Linked DNA regions of Homo sapiens: region 1 is linked to region 2. A link is an interaction called in ENCODE POLR2A ChIA-PET data of the cell type or tissue named here. Cell type or tissue: PC-9. All regions are shown on one strand. Links, peaks and the distances in the headings refer to the core of each region. The heading gives the core; the rest is flanking DNA.

What was found. Peaks named below come from ENCODE experiments on the same cell type or tissue, not always from the same donor. Only the 100,000 strongest peaks of a DNase experiment are listed, where the experiment ranks them.
Region 1: POLR2A ChIA-PET joins it to region 2 with 10 read pairs; 4 of 35 experiments call an interaction of 5 or more read pairs at or near these places.

What each region holds. Positions count from the first base shown.
Region 1 is chr2:169,660,449-169,671,633 of GRCh38, forward strand. CFAP210 (cilia and flagella associated protein 210) reads right to left here. Exons shown (of 9, transcript NM_001085447.2): 5 at 1,832-1,988. It also overlaps the pseudogene LOC100421474. Among named protein-coding and RNA genes, the nearest start is that of CFAP210, 28 kb to the right of the region's middle. In PC-9, for the core only: no CTCF peak of the experiment used is centred there; no DNase peak of the experiment used is centred there.
Region 2 is chr2:169,792,408-169,803,592 of GRCh38, forward strand. It overlaps SSB (small RNA binding exonuclease protection factor La), which reads left to right and starts at 6,464. Exons shown (of 12, transcript NM_003142.5): 1 at 6,464-6,569; 2 at 8,545-8,619. The coding sequence starts at 8,554. It overlaps LOC124907905 (a long non-coding RNA gene), which reads left to right and starts at 1,244. Exons shown (of 2, transcript XR_007087290.1): 1 at 1,244-1,425; 2 at 2,617-2,986. RefSeq lists an enhancer at 6,247-6,747 and a silencer at 6,699-6,898. In PC-9, for the core only: no CTCF peak of the experiment used is centred there; a DNase peak (open chromatin) is centred at 6,464; H3K4me3 peaks cover 2,195 bases; H3K27ac peaks cover 1,527 bases.

The DNA.
Region 1 (11,185 bases), core at 997-8,996, 130 kb before region 2:
CCATTTCATTTATTTCTGCTCTGATCTTTATTATTTATTTTCTTCTACTAATTTTGCACTTGGTTTGTGTCTAGGGATTTTGGGTTTGGTTTGCTCTTGCTTTTCTAGTTCTTTAAGATGCCTCATTAGGTTGCTTATTTTATATATATATATATATTTTTTTTTTTTTCTTTGAGACAGAGTCTTGCTCTATTGCCCAGGCTGGAGTGCAGTGGCACGATCTTGACTCACTGCAACCTCCACTTAGGGCTCAAGCAATCCTCCAGCCTCAGCCTCCTGAGTAGCTGGGACCACAGGCGTGCACCACCCTGCCTGGCTATTTTTTGTATTTTTTGTGGAGACAGGGTTTCACCATGTTGGCCAGGCTGGTCTCGAACTCCTGAGCTCAAAGAGATCTGCCTGCCTTAGCCTCCCAAAGTGCTAGGATTATAGGCATGAGCCACTACGCCTGGCCTGATGGTACATTATTAATCCTTATACAACTCAATGTTCTTCTATAATAGCTGAAATCATTCTGTATAGCAGGATTTGTCATCCTGAGTTCATCAAACCAGAGTGTGAAATGAAGAACTTCTGAAAACTCTTTAGCAGAAGCCTGTTCTTGCACTAGATGCTGGGTGGGAGAATATGGCGTACTTGTCAAGGCTCCCTGAAGACCTTTTAATGCTGCTTCTAACCGCTGAGACAATTCATAAAATTTCTTTAATTTGCCTCCCAGTGGAACAAATGCACCCCATGCCTTCTCTTGCAACTTCTCATCTGCTGGCTGCTGGATTACCTCTTGTATTTCATGGTCATCTCCTCTGTATGACTGTAAGTCCTCCAAGATGCCGTTTGCATCTTTTAATACTACATTCACCTAATTAATTATAAATTTCCTTTTCAGATTCTGTAGGCTGGGCATTTTCAGGCACTGCTTGTAATTCTATCCTTATCCTTTTATCCTCCTCTTGAACCTCCAAGCACTCTCAGCCCCTCTCCTCTGCCCTCCAGGGGCTGAGCTGCACAGACAGCTCCTCAGCAGTGCTAGGGGAAGCCCCAGGCCTGGAGCTAGAGAGCAGTGGCACTGGGACGAGAAGACCCTTCAAACATGCCCCTGTGGTGAACTGCGACAAAAATATTACCATTTGTGGAGCACATATTAATGGCACAACAGACACCAAACATAAATCACCCCATTCATTCCTCACAACTCTCAAGAAAATATATTCATTGTTTTAAAATCTCATTTTCTCTTCTCTCTTTCTTGTTCATGCATGAGAGCACATGCACATAAAACCACAGCAAATATAGCTATCCCAAAAGGATGCACTCCCTTAGAAACCCAACTTAATAGCAACTTGTTTTCTACTCCACTTTTTTTTAAATATTAAAAGTTAGGCATTTGCAGGCACAGAAAGACAAATATATTATGTTCTCACTCATTATGTGTGAGCTAAAAAGTGATCTAGTGGAGGCAGGGACTAGAATGACAGTTATTCTATCAGAAGCTGGTAAGGATGTGGAGACACAGTGGGGATGTACAAACTTACAGTTAGATATAAGGAATAAGTTCTAGTGTTTGATAGCCTAGTGGGGGGACTATAGTTAACAACAATATATTGTACATTTCAAAATAACTAGAAGATTTGAAATGTTCCCAACACGAAGAAATGATAAATGTTCAAGGTGACAGATAACCTAAATTCCCTTACTTGATCATTACATAATGTATGCATGGGTCAAAATACCACATGTACTCCATAAACATGTACAAATATATTATGTATCAATTTTAAAAGTTGGGCATTTGACTTTGAACCTTTTTGGAACTTTTGCCCTTTCAACTTACAAGAAACCGTCTCCTGCTTTCATGCATCTCTTCTCTTTTCTTTTCTAGTTTTTTTCTCATTTCAATTTCATATAATGCATTCTGTCGCTTTATTTCCTCAGCATCTTTTTCTTCATATTTTTTCCTTCTTTCCTCTTCTTCCTCATGTTCCTTTATTCTAAAGCAAAAACATAATTATAATTGAGAACAAAGCAGAAAAATAGGTTATATTTTTAAGAAATGAATTCAATTCCAACCTGGAATGAGTTGAAGCTGCAAGGAAAAATCTGTGAATTTCTTTGGGGGAAAAGAACAGACATTAAATAGCAGTGACTAAAACTAATCCAATCTTGGTTAACCTAGAATTGGCAATACTTTCCTTGCTTCAAAATTTATTTCATTACTCACCCAAGTAAGTGTTCTTTTCCTTTAGAAAGAACCAGTTAATGGGATGACAGTAAGAAGAAATGGTGACATTATTTTACAGAAAGGTTCCTAATCCCTAGTGCTTCCCAACTTCAGCCCTAGATGATGCTACATAAGCCATGGGCCTAGCCTCTCAAGGAATGCAGTTTGATGGAATGAAAGGAAGAAAGGTCTCCTTACTCAACTGACCACTTGGGTTGTAATTCTTTCTGTAGCCAGTATTGACTAGCTGATAATTTCTTCTGAATTGTGAGCCTCCCTGGCTATCTTTCAGAACACATGTGTGAGTTCCTCAGAGATCCCTGAGGGTCCTCCTCACTGCAGAGCCCTGATCTGAGTGATTTAGCTCCAGCTCCATCTCTTCAGCTCACCCCTAAACCCCACCACTATCGCTACCAGGAGCTCCCACACTAAGCAGTTGATTAAAGACTCCAGGTCTCAAAGGCCCTTCATCCAGCAGCCAAACCTCTGCATACTGGCAAGACAGCGCAAGTCCAAGTTGTCTCCTTGCCCATGGAAAACTCACGCATCCTTGCTAGCCAATCAACAATATACAGGCTTTCTCACTACTCTATCTGCCCTCTCTCTCTTTTTTTTTTTTTTCCTGAAAAGGTAGGCATAGGGCAGGTCGACAACCCACCTAAATAGATGAATGTCTGAGGAATAAACCTTTCTTTCTTTAAAAAAATTTTTTTCTATAGAAATGGGGTCTTGCTATGTTGCCCAGGCTGGTCTCAAACTCCTGGACTGAAGCAATCCTCCCGCCTAAGCCTCCCAAAGTGTTGGGATTACAGGCATGAGCCAATGTACCCAGCCAACCTTTCTTTCATATGCACCCAATCGAGAAAACATTTTTTACTGGAGTCCCCTCACTCAGGTTCAGGGAAGGGAAAATTCCCTTCCCCTATGCCATGGAGGACTGTACAGTTAAGTGAGCCAACAAGTTCACTTTGTTACTGTTAAGCCAATTCAGGACAGGAGATTCCTACTTGATTCATCTGTGCAGAATAATAAGCTTTAGAGTCAGATTCACTCTCTTTAGGAGGAGGTAAGAAAAAGATCACTGTTGGCCAATGCTAAACCAGGTTTACGATTGCCCTAAAAATAATAATAAAAAAAAAAAACCAAGCTTCCAGAATTTTGTTAGAATTATTTAATATTTTATATCTACCAATCTCCTAGAAGCAAACTCACAAGTCAACAATCAAGATTTGAAGAACATGTCTGGGCGCAGTGGCTCACGCCTGTAATCCCAGCACTTTGGGAGGCCAAGGCGGGCGGATCACCTGAGGTCAGGAGTTTGAGACCAGCCTGGCCAACATAATGAAACCCCAACTCTACTAAAAAAAAAAAAAAAAAAAAAATTTGGCCGGATGTGGTGGTGCCCACCTGTAGACCCAGCTACTTGGGAGGCTGAGGCAGGAAATTGCTTGAACCTGGGTGGCAGAGATTGCAGAGACCTGAGATCACGCCACTGCACTCTGGCCTGAGTGGGAGCAAGACCCTGTCTCAAAAACAAAAAAAAAGATTTGAAGAACATTGTAAAAAGAGATTCATCCAATTCTAAGACCAGAAGCTTTCAAAGTTTTTAAATTGCTACTTTAAGGGAAAACAAGAAGATACTTTAAAATTTTTCAGCTTTAGCATTTCTTAGCAAATCTGGAAATCACTAACATTATAACTATGCATCCATTGGATAATGCATCATTTCAGCAAAAAATTTACCTATTCTAAGAATAATAACAAAAATGTCTCTAAAGTCAGTTAAAATGTAATATATTGCCAGTGACTTACATAATAATTTACAATAATTAAAAATTTAATTAGCTGTCAAAAGGGACTTTTTCCTTAGTTTGGGTAGTTTGAATAGACTTGTCATCTATATGCCATTAATTTGGTTTAATGCAAAGTTAACTTGTTGAAGTAAATTTGAGATCCTCTAGTTCAAGGAAGAAACACATAACATTCATATCATTACTTCCAGCTCCCATTCCCAAAGCAGAGTCAGCAACCAGCACAAAACTCTTTCCTGCTGATTCTTGGTCCTTCTCAAACAATGCATTGGGAAGCCTCCACCAGGCAATCAGAGTTGAATATGTCAACGCCTTGCTCTTCCTGAGTCAGCTCCTTGCTATCCTTGATTCACATTCTGAAGATTCCAAATCTGTACTTATCTAGCACAGATCTGATTCTTGGGCTTATATAGATGTTGTATAGTTCTCCTGTAAAAGCAAGAAAGACCACTACCCAAAATTTGGTTCAGATGTCCAGACTGATGACACTACATCCCAAGAAAACTTGGTAGAAAGTATTACTCACATGAGGGACTCCTGGGAAGAGCTGGGCAGGCACAAGTAGGTCTTGATTGCTTTGGACAAAGCAGAGGGAAGTGGGACTGAGGAAAAGTTTCTGAGCAGGAGGGATTTAAATTAAGCACTTGTGCCAAAAGAGGAGGAGGAGAGTTCCAGGAGCCTTCTTATCAGCCTGTACAGATGTAGGGCCAAAAGGGAAGTGAGGGTGAGGCCTAAAAAAGAAGTCAGTAGTCAAACATCCAAACTGAGTTCTCTCTCTCTATTACAACAGACAGGTTTCATTCTTTCATTTTTAAAAACTGTTTTTTGAGACTGGTCTCACTCTGTCATCCAGGCTGGAGTGTAGTGGTACAATCATAGCTCACTGCAACCTCATAGTTCACTGCAACCTCAAACTCCTGGGTTCAAGTGATCCTTCTGCCTCAGGCTCCCAAGCTGGAACTACAGGCATGCATCACCACACCCAGCTAATTCCAGCTATTTTTTTTTTTTAAGAGAGACAGAGTTGTTGCAGGGGAAGGATGGCTATCTGGGCTATTGGCATGAGGGTAAAAGAATTTGCCAAGACAATTGTAGATAAAGAAAGGCAAATTTATTAGAAAAAGTATAAAAATACGTTGCCAGTGAGGCAATGGGCAGCCTACAACAGAGAGGCTGACTACAAGGAAACAAGGCTTGCTGGAGGTTTTATAGGATAGTGTTTATGCTGTATGCTGAGGAGGGCTTTGTGCAGTACTGATAACATCAAGGTTGCAGTGAGCTTGTGGTAGTTGAGTACAGGAAGATTGTGAATTATTTGTGCAGAAGGGCTATATGTCCTGAACCAGGAAGAAAGGCAGGCTTGTAGCTTATCTGCATCTTCTTTTGGCTTTTTCTTGCTCCCACCAGCCTGACTCCTTTTCCCTAATTAGGACTCCACAGGGGACTCACTATGTTACCCAGGATGGTCTTTGAACTCCTGGGCTCAAGTGATCCTCCCTGCTTGACCTCCCCAAACTGCTAGGATGATAGGCATGAGCCACCATGCCCAGCCTACCTTGATTCTTATAAAGACAACCCACTAGGCATCATCACCTGGCTATTACACAGGTACTTTACCTTCTCTATGTCTAAAACCAAATTCATCATCCTCCTCTTCTAAACTGATCCTTTTGGTCTCTTTTCTTTATTTTGGTGAACAGTACCACCATCTTTTCAGTTACCTATGCTAGGGACTTAAGAATTATACCTAACTCTTCTCTAATCCTTAGACCTCTCATTCATTTACCTAGTATTTATTGAATTTCTACTACAATGATAAAACAGACATGGCTCACTCAAGAAGCTCGAATTCTAGTGAGGGAGACAAGAAAAAACAAACAAACAAATAAAGTACAGGCATACCTCAGAGATATTGTGGGCTTGGTTCCAAACTAGTGCAATAAAATGAATATCTCAATAAAGTAAGTCACTCAAATCTCAATAAAGTATAGTCACTCAAGCCCACAATATCTCTGAGGTATGCCTGTACTTTATTTGTTTGTTTGTTTTTGCTTGTCTCCTTCACTAGAATTCGAGCTTCTTGAGTGAGCCATGTCATCTACATCTACTGATGTAGCCATTCCATCTACTTCAGGCTTTTGAAGGCTGAAGTGGCTGTGGCAATTTATTAAAATAAGACAATGAAGTTTGCCATATTCATTGACTCTTCACAGAAGATTTCTCTGTAGTACGTAATGCTGTTGGATGGCATTTAACCCACAGTAGGACTTCTTTCAAAATTAGAGTCAATCCTCTCCACCTGCTGCTGCTTTATCAACTAAGTTTATATAATATTCTAAATCCTTTGCTGCCATTTGAATGGTTTTCACAGCATCTTCACCCACAGTAGATTCCATCTCAAGAAACCACTTTCTTTGCTCATCCGTAAGAATCAGCTTCTCATCCATTCAAGTTTTATCATGAGATTGCAGCAATTCACTCACATCTTCAGGCTCCACTTCTAATTCTAGTTATCTTGCTATTGACACCACATCTGCAGTTACTTTCTCCACTGAAGTCTTGAACCCCTCAAAGTCATCCATGAAGTTTGGAATCAACTTCTTCCAAACTCTTATTAATGTTGATATTTTAACCTTCTCCCATGAATCACAAATTTTCTTTTTTCTTTTTTTTTTTTTTTGATGGAGTTTCACTCTTGTTGCCCAGGCTGGAGTGCAATGGCGCAATCTCGGCTCACTGCAACCTCTGCCCCCCGGGTTCAAGAGATTCTCCTGCCTCAGCCTCCTGAGTAGCTAGGATTACAGGTGCCCGCCACCATGCCTGGCTAATTTTTGTATTTTTAGTACAGACAGCGTTTCACCATGTTGGCCAGGCTGGTCTCGAACTCCTGACCTCAGGTGATCCAACCACCTCGGCCTCCCAAAGTGCTGGGATTACAGGCATGAGCCACTGTGCCTGGCCCAAATGTTCTTAATGGCAACTGGAATGGTGAATCCTTTCCAGAAGGTTTTCAATTTACTTTCCCCAGATCCATTAGAGGAATCATTATCTATGGCAGCTACAGTCTTATGAAATGCATTTCTTTAACAGTAAGACTTGAAAGTCTAAATTACTCCTTGATCCATGGGCTGCAGAATGGACGTTATGTTAACAGCCATGAAAACAACATTAATCTCTTGTATATCTCCATCAGAACTTATTACTGCTCATTGACAATGACCAGGTGCATTGTCAATGAGCAGTAATATTTTGAAAGGAATATTTTTTTCTGAGCAGCAGATGTCAATAGTGGGCTTAAAATATTCAGTAAGCCTTGCTGTAAACACGTGTGATGTCATCTTAGCTTTGTAGTTCCATTTCAGAGCCCAGGCAGAGAAGATTTAACATAATTCTTAAGGGTCCTAGGATTTTTAGAATGGTAAATGAGCAATGGCTTCAACTTAAAGTCACCAGCTACATTAGCTGCTAACAAGGGAGTCAGTCTGCCCTTTGAAGCTTTAAAGCCAGGCATTGATTTCTCTTCTAGCTATGAAAGTCCTAGATGGCATTTTCTTCCAATGTAAGACTGCTTCATCTACACTGGAAATCTGTTGTTTAGTGTGGCCACCTTCATCAATGATTTTAGCCAGATCTTCTGGATAACTTGCTGCAGCTTTTACATTAGCACTTGATGCTTCACCTTGTACATTTATGTTATGGAGGCAGCTTCTTTCCTCAAACCTCATGAACCAACTTCTGCTAGCTTCAGGTTTTTCTTCTGCAGTGTCTGTACCTCTCCAGCCATCACAGACTTGAAGAGAGTTAGGACCTCATTCTGGATTAGGCTTTGGCTTAAGGGAATGTCAGGGCTGGTTTGAGCTTCTATCCAAACCATTAGAATTTTCTCCATATCAGCAGTAAGGCTGTTTGGCTCTCTTATCATTTGTTTGTTCACTAGAGTAGCACTTTTAATTTCCTTCAAGAACTTTTCCTTTCCATTCACAGCTTGGCTGTTTGGTGGAAGAGACTCAGCTTTCAGCCTATTTTGGCTTTTGACATGTCTTCCTCACTAAGTTTAATCATTTCTAGCTTTTGATTTCAAGTGAGAGACGTGCAACTCTTCCTTTCATTTGAATACTTAGAGGCTATTATAAGGTTATTAATTGGCCTGATTTCAATATTGTTGTGTCTCAGGGAAGAAGGAGGCCCAAGGAAAGAGAGAGAGATAGGAGAACAGTGCTTGGTAGAGCAGTCAGAACACACAAAATATTCCTCAATTAAGTTTGCCATCTTATATGGGTACAGTTCGTGGCACCCCAAAACATTACAATAGTAACATCAAAGATCACTGATCACAGATCACCATAATAGATACAGTAATATTGAGGAATTTGAAATACAGCGAGAGTTACCAAAATGTGACACAGAGACATAAAGTGACATGCTGTTGAACAAATGGTGCTGATAAATTCGCTCAATGCAGGGTTGCCACAAATCTTCGATTTGTAAAAAACACAATATCTGCAAAGTACAATAAAGCAAAGCACAATCAAACAAGGTATGTCTATAAATAGACAATGTAATTACAAATCGTAGTGTTTTTTAAAAAATAAGAGACTAAGTAAAAGAGTAATAATTGAGGTACTTAGATAACTTTGACCAAAGTTGAACTCTAAGACAGGAAGGCCTCTCTGAGCTGGTAAGAGGTCCACAGATGAAGAATGGAAGGGTAAAATTCCAGACCATAGAGAAAACATGAGGCAAGCAAGAGCTTGGTAGATGTTCGAGGCCCTGGAAGATCAGTATAATGGAGGCATCATAACTAAGAGGAAGGACTGGTAAGAGAGGAGGTTGCGAAGTAGGCAGGCCAGATCATACAGAGCCTTGGAGGGGATGTCAAATTTCCATTTTATTTTAAGTTGAATGGAAAGCCATTGAAGTGCTTAAGGTAGAATAATAATATGATCAATTTTCATCTTGATAAAATATCTCTGGATGATAAGTAAAGAAGAATTTGGCAAATAAATAATGTGAGGCCAATTAAGAGACTGATACAACAACCCATGTGAATACATGAGAGTGGCCTGGACTAGATGATGGCAGTAAATTCATGATTTGTTTTGGAGAAAAAAATCAACATGAATTGCTGAGAGATCTGATGTGGAAGATAAAGGAAAATGAGGAATCAAGGTGAATTATTAGGTTTCTGGTTTGAAAAACTGGTTGGATAAAGATGCCGCTGGAGGAGGCGGAGCTTGCAGTGAGACAAGATCGCACCACTGCACTCCAGTCTGGGCGACACAGCGAGACTCCGTCTTAAAAAAAAAAAAAAAAAAATGCCGCTGGAAACGCTGGAAATCAATAATTCTGTGTAGACATTTTAAGTTTGAGATACTATGAGACATTGAAATGGAGATACCATGGAAGCAGCTGGATATGTGAAGCTGGGGTTCAAAGGGATGGTCTAGACTAGAGTTATCAGATTTAGGATGGCACTTACATCTGTAAAATGGATGAGATCACTTAAGCCCTCTTCTCTCTTTCTACTCTTTCCCTAAATAATCTTTATCTAGGAAAAAGTGATGCAAACTATCCTATGACCATTTTTTCTTTTTTTGTGTGTGAAGCTGATGGGATTAACAGACAGTAATTAGTGAGTTTTTTCTTAAGCAAAGTCTATGTGTCTGTTCCTAGAGGAAGCCTTACCTATATATAGAAGAAAGAAGACCTATACAGTGTCTATAGCTACGGTGTTAAGTTTCTTTTTAATAATTATGTGTAAGATTCCTGGTCAAAATCCCTCTATTTTGGGATTTTGGTGTCACTGTGGTATCTTATTTGTCTTATCGCCGTCACACCCACTGGGCTATGAGTCACACAAAGACTCTTATACTAGTCAAAGCCCCACAGTAGCATAGGATAGATTGTTTAGAAAGCATGTGAAAATTTTCACTTTCAGGCACAGGGCCAGCAGCTGTGCAATATGTTTCAGTTTTATATTGCTGAATAACTAATTACTCTAAAACTTAATAGCTTAAAACAATGAACACTTATTATCTCATACCATTCCTGAGAGTCAGAAACCTGGGAGTGACTTAGTTGGATGGTTCTCAACTAATGTTGTAGTCAAGATGTCAGTTGAAGCAGTAGTCATCCAAGGGCTTAAATGAGCCTGGAGAATCCACTGTCACATATTTGGTGTCAGGATACCTCAGGTCCTTGCCACATGGACCTCTCCATTGATCTGCTTGAGTATCCTTACACCACAGCAGTTAGGTTCCCCAATGAGCAATCCATGGGAGACAGCAAGGAGGAAGCCACATTGCCTTTAGTATCCTAAGCTTAGATGTCACACACCATTATTTCTGACACATTCTATTTCTTGGAAATGAGTTACTATGTATAGCCACACTTAAGAGGGAGATAAATTGGGCTCCATCCTCTGAAGGAAGGAGTATCAAAGAACGTATGGAAATATTTTAAATCACCGCAAGGTAGCACTTGGTAATACAATTAATAGGGCATGCAAAAAGAGACTTGCCCCTTGGTAATCTGCAATTTCCATTTCTTTGTGATTAAAATAATTAAAATACGGTCTCTGCCCAAAGAAGACAGTCATTCCAAATTTTGGCAGGCCTTAAGGCACATGACCTACAAAAGACACCATGAGCCGATCCTAGCCTATCTCTCCAACCTTATCTTTCACAATGCCCCCTTTGTCTTTTATACTACAGCCATCTTGACTACTTGGAGTTCTCCAAATCCACCATATTCTATCCCACTCTGGGCCTTCACTTGTGCTTAAAATACCTCTACAGCCCACTTTTAGCATGGCTTATTACTATTCATTCTTTGAAATTAGGCGCAGGAACCAGTTTCTTCTGCAAAGCCTTCTCTAGACTGGGTCAGATACTCATTTTACATGCTTCCACACACCCTCTACACATATTTGCCAAAATATTTATCATTACATTCTAATTATTTGTTCCATTTCTGTACTCTCCACTCCCAGATTCTGAACTTCTTTTTGAGATGGAGTGTCGCTCTTGTTGCCCAGGCTGGAGTACAATGGCACGATCTTGGCTCACTTCAACCTTCGCCTCCCAGGTTCAAGCAATTCTCTTGCCTCAGCCTCCTGAGTAGCTAAGATTACAGGCATGTGCCACCATGCTTGGCT
Region 2 (11,185 bases), core at 1,513-9,512:
AATTCATACATTGACATCCTAACCTCCAGTGGGATGGTATTAGGAAGTGGGGCCTTTGGGAGGTAATAAGATCATGATGGTAGAATTCTACCTCATGAATGGGATTTAGTGCCTTGTAAGAAGAGACTGGAGAGTTTACTTCCTTTCTGCTTTTCACCATGTAAGGATACATGAAGAAGATGGCCATCTGCAAACCAGGAAGCAGGTCATCATGAGACACCAGATCTAACAGCATCTTGATCTTGGACTTCTCAGCCTTCAAAACTGCGAGCAATAAATTTCTGTTGTTTAAGACACCCAGTCTATGATATTTTGTTATAGCTGTCCAAACTGAGACCCAGATATATACATACTACATGACCTAGAACAGGCAAAGCTAATCAATGGTAGTTACTTTTAAGGAGGGTATTGACTGAGAGAGGAGCCCAAAGGAACTTTCTGGAGTGCTGAAATGTTCTATATCTCAATCTGGATGGTAATTACAAGGTGGTGTTCACTTGTGAAACTTCATTGAGCACTTAAAATTCATGCACCTTATAGTTTGTGTGATATAATTCAATTAAAAAAATGTTTAGCCCCCAAAGGCCCTTCTTTTCTCTTTATCTGTCACAGTTATTTTATTTTACATGAAGTCTTGGTAAAGAATCTGTGCTGTTTTATCAACTTCCATGTACTGTCTTCTATAGAAGATCTACTTATCATTTTATGCATGCTGATCTCGTCCACTTGCCAAATATAGCAAATTGACCCAAGTAAATTTGGCTGTTCACAATTATTAGATAATTTAGAGGATAGTGGAGGTCACCAATTGTTAGACATAGGGGTGGGCTCTAGGTCTCCCCTTAATAACCTCACTTTCATATGACTTATTACAATGAAGGAAGTTTTTGTAGACAAGATTCACCTTCAAACATCTATTAGCAAGAAAACACAAAAGTAGTCCTACAATCTATTCCCAAAATTCAGGGAGACCCTAGATTTCTGGCTTTTAGGCAATCTGATATTCATCTTGCGCGCGCGCGTGCGCGCGCACACACACACACACACACACACACAGAAATAGAAAAACTTAGCAAGCCTAGCAGCCTTCAGAGTGGTACTCTTGGCCTGGAGTTTTGATTTAGTTGAGTTTTCTGCCCCTTAGTGATGAATTCTCTCAATTGCCCTAACCAAAAGTCTAAAATATTATAATCATCTGCCTTGAATAATTTTTCATGGATTTTTTTCCCCCTCGCATTTAAAGTCCAGGTTAGAATGATAAGTCCATTCTACGAAGCCATCAGAGTTGGTATGGAACTACAGGATGTTGGGACTTGGCTTCCTTCTATCTTGCTGCTTTGCCACACCTATGGTGTTTCCTTCATTTGCTTGGTCCAGTTTTGCTCATCATCCACATCTAGCTAGTTGAAGAAAAGAGAAAGTGAGGTAAGAGAATAAATTCATTGCATTTAAGAATTACCTGGAAGTTGCACACATCACTTCCACTCATGTCTCATAGGCCAGACATTGTCTTACTAAGCTTCAAGGAAGGCTGGAAAAATGTAGTTTTTATTTCTGATTGGCCATACATTTTGTTGAAAGCCACAGGTGATTTTATTATTATATAGGAAGGAGAGAGCCAAGAGATAAGTGACAGTATCTGCCACAATGACAAAATTGGTTTAGGTCAGCTTGCAAATCTTCTGTCTTAGTCTGTTTTGTGTTGCTATAAATGAATACCCGAGGCTGGATAATTTTTTTTAAAAGAGGTTTATTTGGCTCACAATTTCGCAGGCTGTACAAGAAGCATGACACCCACCAGCATCTTCTTGGCTCCCAGTAAGGGCTTTTCTGCTGAGTCAAACATGGTGGAAAAGGTCAAAGAGAAGCAGGCATGTGTGAAGAAAGACCAAATCTGAGGGGCACCCTGGTATAACAACCCATTGTTTCATAACAACCCATTCTCATGGGAACTAACCCATTCCTCTGAGAGCCAATCAGAAGGGAAAGTTACTGGCTACTACAAGAACAGCACCAAGCCACTCATAAGGGATCCATCCTCATGACCCATACACAATCCATAGCATCTTCTCAGCAATATGTACTCAGTTGGTCCCTCCTTCCTTGAAACATTCCACTCTTTAGCTTCTATGGTGCCATATTTTCATAGCACCTCTCAGGGTCTGCTTATTCTAGCTGCTGTACAGGCTTCTCTTCTTTTATTCATTATCCAAAAAATTCGAATGCTAGAGGGGTCAGTCTGGGATCCTCCCATCTTTGTTGTCTATACTCTTTTTAGGAGAGCTCATATAATGACATGACTTAAAATGTCTGCTATATACTAATAGTTCCAAAATTTATATCTTTAACCCTGACTTCTTCAAACTCATACCAACTGCCTACTTGACATCTTTACCTTGATGTCTAATAAGCATTTCAACCTGAAACTGAGGGCTAACCTGATTTGGCCCACCAAACTTAACTTGTCTCATTTGTTTTTAGTTAATTTTAAAAGCTACATATTTAATAGCTAAAAGTCATGTAGCTAAGCAATATATACATAAAATTCCATTAGCTTCCTTACAGATTACATATCTGAGATATAGGTCACCATGGTAATGGTTGCTTGTTTTTCAGGAACTTAGAGTTAGCTCTTGTCCAGCTTAAGCCAGCTGAGACCAACAACTCTTCAACTGGGCCTGCATGAGTGTCCAATGGGTGACCTTTTGGCATCACAGGACCAAGAGCTCCACCCTCAGATCATGCTAAAGCTGCAATTTTGTGGACATGTGTCCTATGAAGAGCTATGAAGCTTGACTATGCTTGTGCACAGCACCAGTTGCCTCACTGTTTCTTACCCCAATTACCTTTCCCCATGCCTCAGACCACCTTGCTCCTTTATCCCGTAAATACCCTAAAACCCCATCTTTGGGAGCTGGATTTGAGATCTGTTCTCCTGTCTCCTCACTTGGCTGCTTCATGAATAAACCCTTTCTCTGCAGCAAAATTTGATGTCTCAGTGATTGGGCATATTGTGCAACAGGCAGAACAAGCCCAATTCAGTAACAAAACCAAATCTTCAAAATAGAGCAATGCTATTACCCTAGACTAAATGTTCTTAATATGAGGCTGGGAGCAGTAACCAGCCTCATAATTAAGAAGCTGTTTCGAAATGTAGGTGGGATTTTTCATTGTCACAGTGACTGGGGGTTGCTACTTATATTTCTTCTGAAATCTCTTTTTAAACTCAGCATTATGTTTGTGAAATTTATCAATGTCAATTCATGTAGATCTAGTTTATTTTTCTCACTGTATAGAATTTCATTATTTAATTATATCACAATTTAATTTAGTTACCCATTCTTTTGTGGTGAACATTTAGTTGATTTCCAGTTCCCTAAATTTACAAACCATATTGCTATGAATATTCTTTTTTTTTTTTTTTTTTTTTTAGCGACGGAGTCTTGCTCTGTCATCCAGGCTGGAGTGCAGTGGCATGATCTTGGCTCACTGCAATCTCCGCCTCCCAGGTTCAAGCAAGTCTCCTGCCTCAGCCTCCCAAGTAGCTGGGATTACAGGCACGTGCCACCATGCCTGGCTAATTTTCGTATTTTTAGTAGAGACGGGGTTTCACCATGTTGGCCAGGCTGGTCTCAAACTCTTGACCTTGTGATCTACTCTCCTCAGCCTCCCAAAGTGCTGGGATTACAGGCATGAGCCACTGCACCCCGCCCGAATATGCTTGAACATGTTTTCTTGTGTACAGATGTGAACATTGCTCTAGAGTATAATCTTTTTTTTTTTAATGAGACAGAGTCTTACTCTTGTCGCCCAGGCTGGAGTGCAATGGCGCGATCTTGACTCTCTGCAACCTCCACCTCCCAGGTTCAAGCAATTCTCCTGCTTCAGCCTCCCTAGTAGCTGGGATTACAGGCATGCACCACCATGCCTGGCTAATTTTTGTATTTTTAGTAGAAACAGGGTTTCACCATGTTGGCCAGGCTGGGAGTATATTCTTTAGAGTGGACTTTCTGCACCATCAGCTATGCACATCTTAAACTTTAATAGATATTATCAATTTGTTCTCAAAGTAATTGTACTAAGTGTATACCCAGAAAGATGGTCTTTTAGTGTACTGACTTACAAAGTTATGCTATGAGAGATGGATACCAGTATGAGAGAGAGTCCTCTCCTAGGTACTGTAAATGAAACATGAAGCTTCCTGGTCTGCCGCCAGGAATTCATTTTCCTCAGAGGGTGTGTCTGCATGGAACTCTGCTTCTGGAAGGGAACGAGGGAGAAAAAGAAAAGATAAGAAAAGGGTTGGACATGGTGGCTCATGCCTGTAATCCCAGCACTTTAGGAGGCTGAGGCGGGTGGATCACCTGAGGCCAGGAGTTCGAGACCAACCTGGCCAACATGGCGAAGCGCTGACTCTACTAAAAATAAAAAAATTAGCCAGGCATGGTGGCGGGCGCCTGTAATCCCAGCTACTCAGGAGGCTGAGGCAGGAGAATCACTTGAACCTGGGAGGCAGAGGTTGCAGTGAGCCGAGGTGGTGCCACTGCGCTCCAGCCTGGGCGACAGAGGGAGACTGTCTAAAAAAAAAGAAGAAGAAAGAAAAAGATAAAAAAGAAAAGACAAGAAAGGGAGAGCAAAGGACCAGGGACCTGATGAGAACATGAAATAAATGTTTTTTTTGCCGGTGTGACTTCTGATAATAGGCTGTACTGCAGTTCTGCCCAGATGTTGTGGGACATGAAGAAGCAGTTATATTTGTTTAGGTGGCTCTGTCTCTAGGCAGATTCTGACTCTTCTTTCTATTCCCAGTGTTAAGCCTCCATACCAGGACATTAACAGGCATGTAATAAACAGTTAGCTGAATGGATGAATGAGAGTACCCTGACACTGATATTATTTGTTCTGTTAAATACATATATTCTCACTGACTTGATCAAAACAAGAATTAAGGTTTCAATTGTGTCTGGCATAAAATAGAGAGTAGATAAATATTCTTTGAGTGGATAAAAGATAATCTAATTAATTTGAATTTAAACTACCTGAGCACAACCCTGTTAAATATGTTTTTTCTCATTGGCCTTAAGAAAAGAAAAAAGAGCCCAGAGCAGTTTGAACTATGTGAGGTATGCGGAATTTATCAGGCACAGAGAGATATGAGTTTGGGACTTCAGTCATGTCCCTACACCCCTGTATTAGTTAGTTCTCATACTGCAATAAAGACATACCCAAGACTCGGTAATTCATAAAGAAAAGAGGTTTAATTGACTCATAGTTCCGCATGTCTGGGGAGACCTCAGGAAATTTACAATCATGGTGGAAGGGGAAGAGGCATGTCTTACACAGTGGCAGGTGAGAGGGAGCGAGCAAGAGCAGGGAAAACTGCCCTATAAAACCACCAGGAGAACAGCATGGGGGAAACCATCCCCATGATCCAGTCACCTCCCACCCTGTGTGTGGTTCCTCCCCTCCACACTTGGGGATTATGGGGATTACAATTCGAGATGAGATTTGTGTGGGGACACAGAACCAAACTATATCAGTCGCCATGCTTGGGGGGCAATTGTTTCAAGTCACTTTGTCCCTTACTACCTGCTTCATCCATTTTCATGTTCTTCGAATTTGTGATACAAAGAAGAATGTATAGCCAATCAATAGCTTGTTATTGTAATGTAAGTTATCGGTAAACAATTTAGGAACTGCCTCTTCTTTTTTCTTTAAAAGCTACTTGTAAGTGCTGCTAATCAGAGCATATATTCAGGGCAATTTGAATCCATGCTCTCATGTGGCAGTCCTCAAACTTGGCTCAAATAAACTGTCTACTTATATTAATTTTGCCTCAGTTTTTCCCTTTAGGTTGACAATATTGCATCAAGTTGAATACTCACAGCAATTGTATGAACTAGGTAGTATTTATTACCGGCCCTATTTATACCTGAGGAACAGAGAAGTTGAACAACTTGTCCAAGATCACAGTTTCACAGCAGGAGGACCATTATTTGAAGCAGGCAGTCTGATTCCAGACACCCAGTTTTTACACGCTGTACTGTATTGTTTTCAAAACTCTAAGATTTCATGGATCTTTGATTTTTTTTTTAAATTTCACTTGTCCTTTTTTTTTTTTTGAGAACTACTACAACACGATGTGTGTGTGTATTCACACACATTTTTGGAAAATATCTGAAAAAAAACCCAAAGCACTTCACATGAATGGAGGGCCAAAGGAAGGGCTGGGGTACAGACGCCGTCCAGAAATACTTAAAAATAAATGTTTATACTAACACAAACTAGCAGCCATTCCCCTACAACCTGGAGTACTTTTTAACCCAATCTGTTTGGGATTGAGGGCGGGACTCCAGGGTCCCTGGGAGGCCCCGGCAGCCGCGCATGCTCAGAGCACAGGGACCGCTCCACCTCGTCCGTGGCCCTGCCCACCCAGGCCGCAAGAGCTGCCGGGACGGTCCCCATCTTCTTGGAGCGCTTTAGGCTGGCCGGCGGCGCTGGGAGGTGGAGTCGTTGCTGTTGCTGTTTGTGAGCCTGTGGCGCGGCTTCTGTGGGCCGGAACCTTAAAGGTGAGTAACTCTCGGTGGCTAATGAGAAGCTACAAAAGGGTCCGCTTTGCTGGTGCGCGACTGCGCGTTTCCGTTCTTTACTGCTTCTCGCGGCGTCCGTCCGCCCCTCGCCTTCCTCACGTTCAGGCCGAGCGCCGCGTGGGCCGCAGCCGGAGGCGGCGGAGCCGAGGGGGCGCGGGCGGCGGCGAGGCTGCCCCCGCGAGGAATGCGGGATCCTGGGGTTCCCCGCACGTGGCTGGTGCCCAGGCAGTTCCGCGGTTGCTTAGAGACGGGACTGTGGCTGCCCTCATCCCCATTGCGTCTTTTTTTTTTTTTTTTTTTTTTACCTCCACCGCCTTCTAGTCTCACCGAAGGCTTGTGGCCATCTCTGTAAAGTTTCTGGGGAGGTGGGCACGGGGTAAACGCCGGAGGGTTCTGTGGAGCCTATGGGACTGACTGGAGGCCAAAGAACTTTGGGCCGCAGATGTACACCAGCGTCACTCTTTTGGTCTGTTAGGGCCTTCATCGCTCACATCAGGTTTCAGTGTGAAACGGGAAAACGTGGGTAATATTTCATTTACAGTCGTACATTCTGGAAAAGTATCTGATGAAACGCAGTTCCAAAATTAGGCCAAATAGGTTTTGCAGGGTCTAAATAGTTATTTTATTTCATCGTTTGCTTTGTAGGGGGCCCTAGATCACGGTAGTAACTTAGGAGTGTAGATTGTGATAGACAAGACAATGCATAAAATTGAGTAATTTCTCTAGGGGGATGTGGATCACACAGTACCCCGTTGCAAGTGCTTCCTATGTGTATCCATGGTATCGAATGCAATTGCAGTGTGTCAGGGGATGCTTCCAGGAAGTGTACCTACATCAGTTCATAACTAGAGTCAACTAATGGCAATATTCTCGATGATTTGTTCACATAACTTTTGTACAGTTGGGATGACTGGGTGGCTTAGTAGAGTCCTGGAGGCAAGTACTTTGTAAGTAGAAGACTTGGTTTGTAATTTCTAGCAAACTAATAGCACAGCTTCCTTTTTTCATTGCAGTGCTAATGTCAGGAATACGAAACAGGAAACTGGCTATCCAATGTATTAGTAAATTAGTAGGCATACTCCCCAGTTTAATGTTGTGTTAGTATGACCACATTCTCCCATTTTTGTTTTCGTATGTTCCTTAGCATAGAGTATCTAAGGAACTGTAACATTTTTCACCTTAAAGTTATGATGTCTAACTTGGTAACAAGGTTTGGGTAAGTCAGTTGTGACTACATTTTAAAAGAAATGAGGCCGGGCGCGGTGGCTCACACCTGTAATCCCAGCACTTTGGGAGGCCGAGGCGGGTGGATCGCCAGAGGTCAGGAGTTCAAGACCAGTCTGACCAACATGGTGAAACCCCGTCTCTACTAAAAATACAAAAATTAGTCAGCCGCAGCCGTGGTGGTGGGCGCCTGTAATCCCAGCTACTCAGGAGGCGAAGGCGGAATCGCTGGAACCTGGGAGGCAGAGGTTGCAGTGAGCCGAGATCGCACCATTGCACTCCAGCCTGGGCAACAAAAGCGAGACTCCGTCTCAAAAAAAAAAAAAAAAAAAGAGGTGAACCCATACCAAACAAATGCACAGAGAGCCATGGTAATATACAGATAGATAGTTATCTGTTTAAAACTGGAAATGGTTGGTAAGTGATTGGAGTTTTTTTCCCTAAAGCTTGCTTGACCAGCTAAGTGAAGATAAACAGTTTCTTGTTATAGAAGATGGGGTAGTGATTTACTGAAAGACAAGTTTTTTATAGTTTTTAGATTTTTTCATCACTTATTCCAAAGTGTTGCTTTGTTGAGATATTTGAGAACTGAGTAAAGAAACTGAACCCGTGAAAATAGAAATTCTTGATTTTTTAAGAAAACGGGATATTAATACTTTGTAAACATTATCTTTCTATTCTTGAGTTTTATATAAAAAATAACTTTATGCTAATTTGGGAAATTTTACAGATAGCCGCAATGGCTGAAAATGGTGATAATGAAAAGATGGCTGCCCTGGAGGCCAAAATCTGTCATCAAATTGAGGTATGATTCCTGTGCTATAAACTGCAAAAACAAGTTCCTTGAAAGAAAATACAGAAAGAACATTTAATTCTAGTACATGGACATATTCAACATTTGGTTTGCCTTTGATTCTTAGATGAACATATAATAGCATACAGTTTTATATTGGTGGAGCCAGGTTGTGAAACTTAAGATGTACAAACATTTCAAAAGGTAACACTATAAACTAGAGTTACTTAATCTTTTTAAAATTTTAGTTTCATAGTCTCATATAAAATTTTAGCTTCATAGTCTCATATAAAATGAGAATAATAGTAGTTCCCTCCTCATAAGGTAGTTTGGAGGATTAGTGAATATAATGTTAAGTACTTAGAAGAATTCCTGACACATAAGTAACATAAAAGTCCTTGGTAAAGTACCTTCCCTGTTAAATAACACTATATTTTTGATGATCTTAGTTTTTTTCTGCCCAGTCAGTTCTCAGCTATTGTAACTTTAATATAGTTTTTTTTTTTTTTTTTTTTTTTGAGATGGAGTCTCACTCTGTTGGCCACGCTGGAGTGCAGTGGCACTATCCTGGCTCACTACAACAGTATTGGCTCACTGCAGCCTCTGCCTCCTGGGTTCAAATGATTCTCCTGCCTCAGCCTCCCAAATAGCTGGGACTACAGGAGCACGCCACCACACCTGGCTAATTTTTGTATTTTTAGTAGCGACAGGGTTTCACCATGTTGGCCAGGCTGGTCTCGAACTCCAGACCTCAGGTGATCTGCCCACCTCAGCCTCCCAAAGTGCTGGGATTACAGGTGTGAGCCACTGTGCCCAGCCAGTAACTTTAATATAGTATCTGTTTTCAAAACCCTCTTAGCATTTTTTCAAATTTAGGTATTATGTTTATGTTAACGTAATACCTCAAGTGATCCGTAGTACCTTTGCAGTACTGATGCAGGAGGATGGCTTGAGTCCAGGAGTTAGAGACCAGCCTGGGCAACATGATGAGGCCCCATCTCTACAAAAAAATTTTAAAAATTAGCTGAGTGTGTTAGCAGTTTACCTGTAGTCCTAGCTACTTGGGAAGCTGAGGTGGGAGGATTGATGGAGCCCAGAAGGTAGAGGCTGCAGTGGCTGTGATCATACCACTGCACTCCAGCCTGGATGACAGAGCGAGACACTGTTTCAGGGGGCGAGGGGAAGAAACTTGAGAGTCTTCGTGAGCATACTCTGGCTGGGGAGGCTGCCTGATTTGCAAATCGTTCTTTGTTCAATTAAACTCAAAAAGAAAAAAACCTTAAAATCTTTACAATATCGATAATGGTTGCATGGGAAATTATCTCTAAACTTAGGTTCTTGCTAAGAACCCCTCAGATCATATTGTTTGGTGTGGGGTTTTTCTGCAATTCTCAGAACTGCTTTTTTTTTTTTTTTAAGCTGCACGTCTCTGCATTTAAAATGTCTCATGTTCCTTTTTTTGGTATTAATTTCTTTATGACTATGAGGAGAAAAATTAGAAATTATTCATTCTGTGTTTAATACTTAGAACAATACTAAGATGTATATAGAAAAGGTTGTATCTCTCCCACAACCTGCTAACTCTCAAATCCTACTCTTCTGAGGTTATCAAGGTTAAAAGCTTTTGACACTTTGCTTCATGCTCATACTAATTTTTTTAGTGGACCTTATATTTTACAACAGTTCTAGGTTTACAGCAAAATTGAGCAGAAGGTACAGAGATTTTCCATATATCCCCTGCCTCCACACAAGCATAGTGCCTTCACCTTTTAAAACATCCCCCACCAGAGTGGTACATTTCTAACAATTTTATTTCCTTCCCTTTCCCCCGCTAAATATAGGATGCATTTTTGTGGAGAAAAGTTTTGTAATCAATAATCTTTTCATTCTCCTCTTTAATATGAAGGATGTTTCTAATTTTTTTAGCTGTAATCATTCTTTGACAAATATTCTTATATATAAATCTTAGTAAACATGTTTATTGATTTCTTCAAGGAAAATTCTTAGAAGGAGCCATACTGGCTCAAGGATTATGCACATTTAAAAAACACTGATAATTGTCAGTTTACATCTACCTGAATGGCTAGTTCTCTGTGTTCAAGTCAATACTAGGTAGTCTTGGTTTTCTTTCTAATCTTAGCCAGTTTGTTAGGTGAAAAATGCTGTCTCGTTGCTTTAAATTGTATTTCTTTGATTAACAATGAAATGAGGTTGGATTTTTTTTTTAGTTTACAGTACATTATTTATTTATTTATTTTTTGTGATGGAGTCTCACTCTTGTCTCCCAGGCTGGAGTGCAGAGTGCAGTGGCGTGATCTTGGCTCACCACAACCTCCACCTTCCAGGTTCCTCAGCTTCCCAAGTAGCTAGGATTATAGGTGCACACCACCATGCCCGGCTAATTTTTGTATTTTTAGTGGAGACGGGGTTTCACCATGTTGGTCAGGCTGGTTTCGAACTCCTGACCTCGGGTGATCCACCTGCTTCGGCCACCCAAAGTGCTGGGATTACAGGCATGAGCTATTGCGCTTGGCCTATTTTTTATAATTTTTAAAAAAATCATTAGCTGGGCATGGTG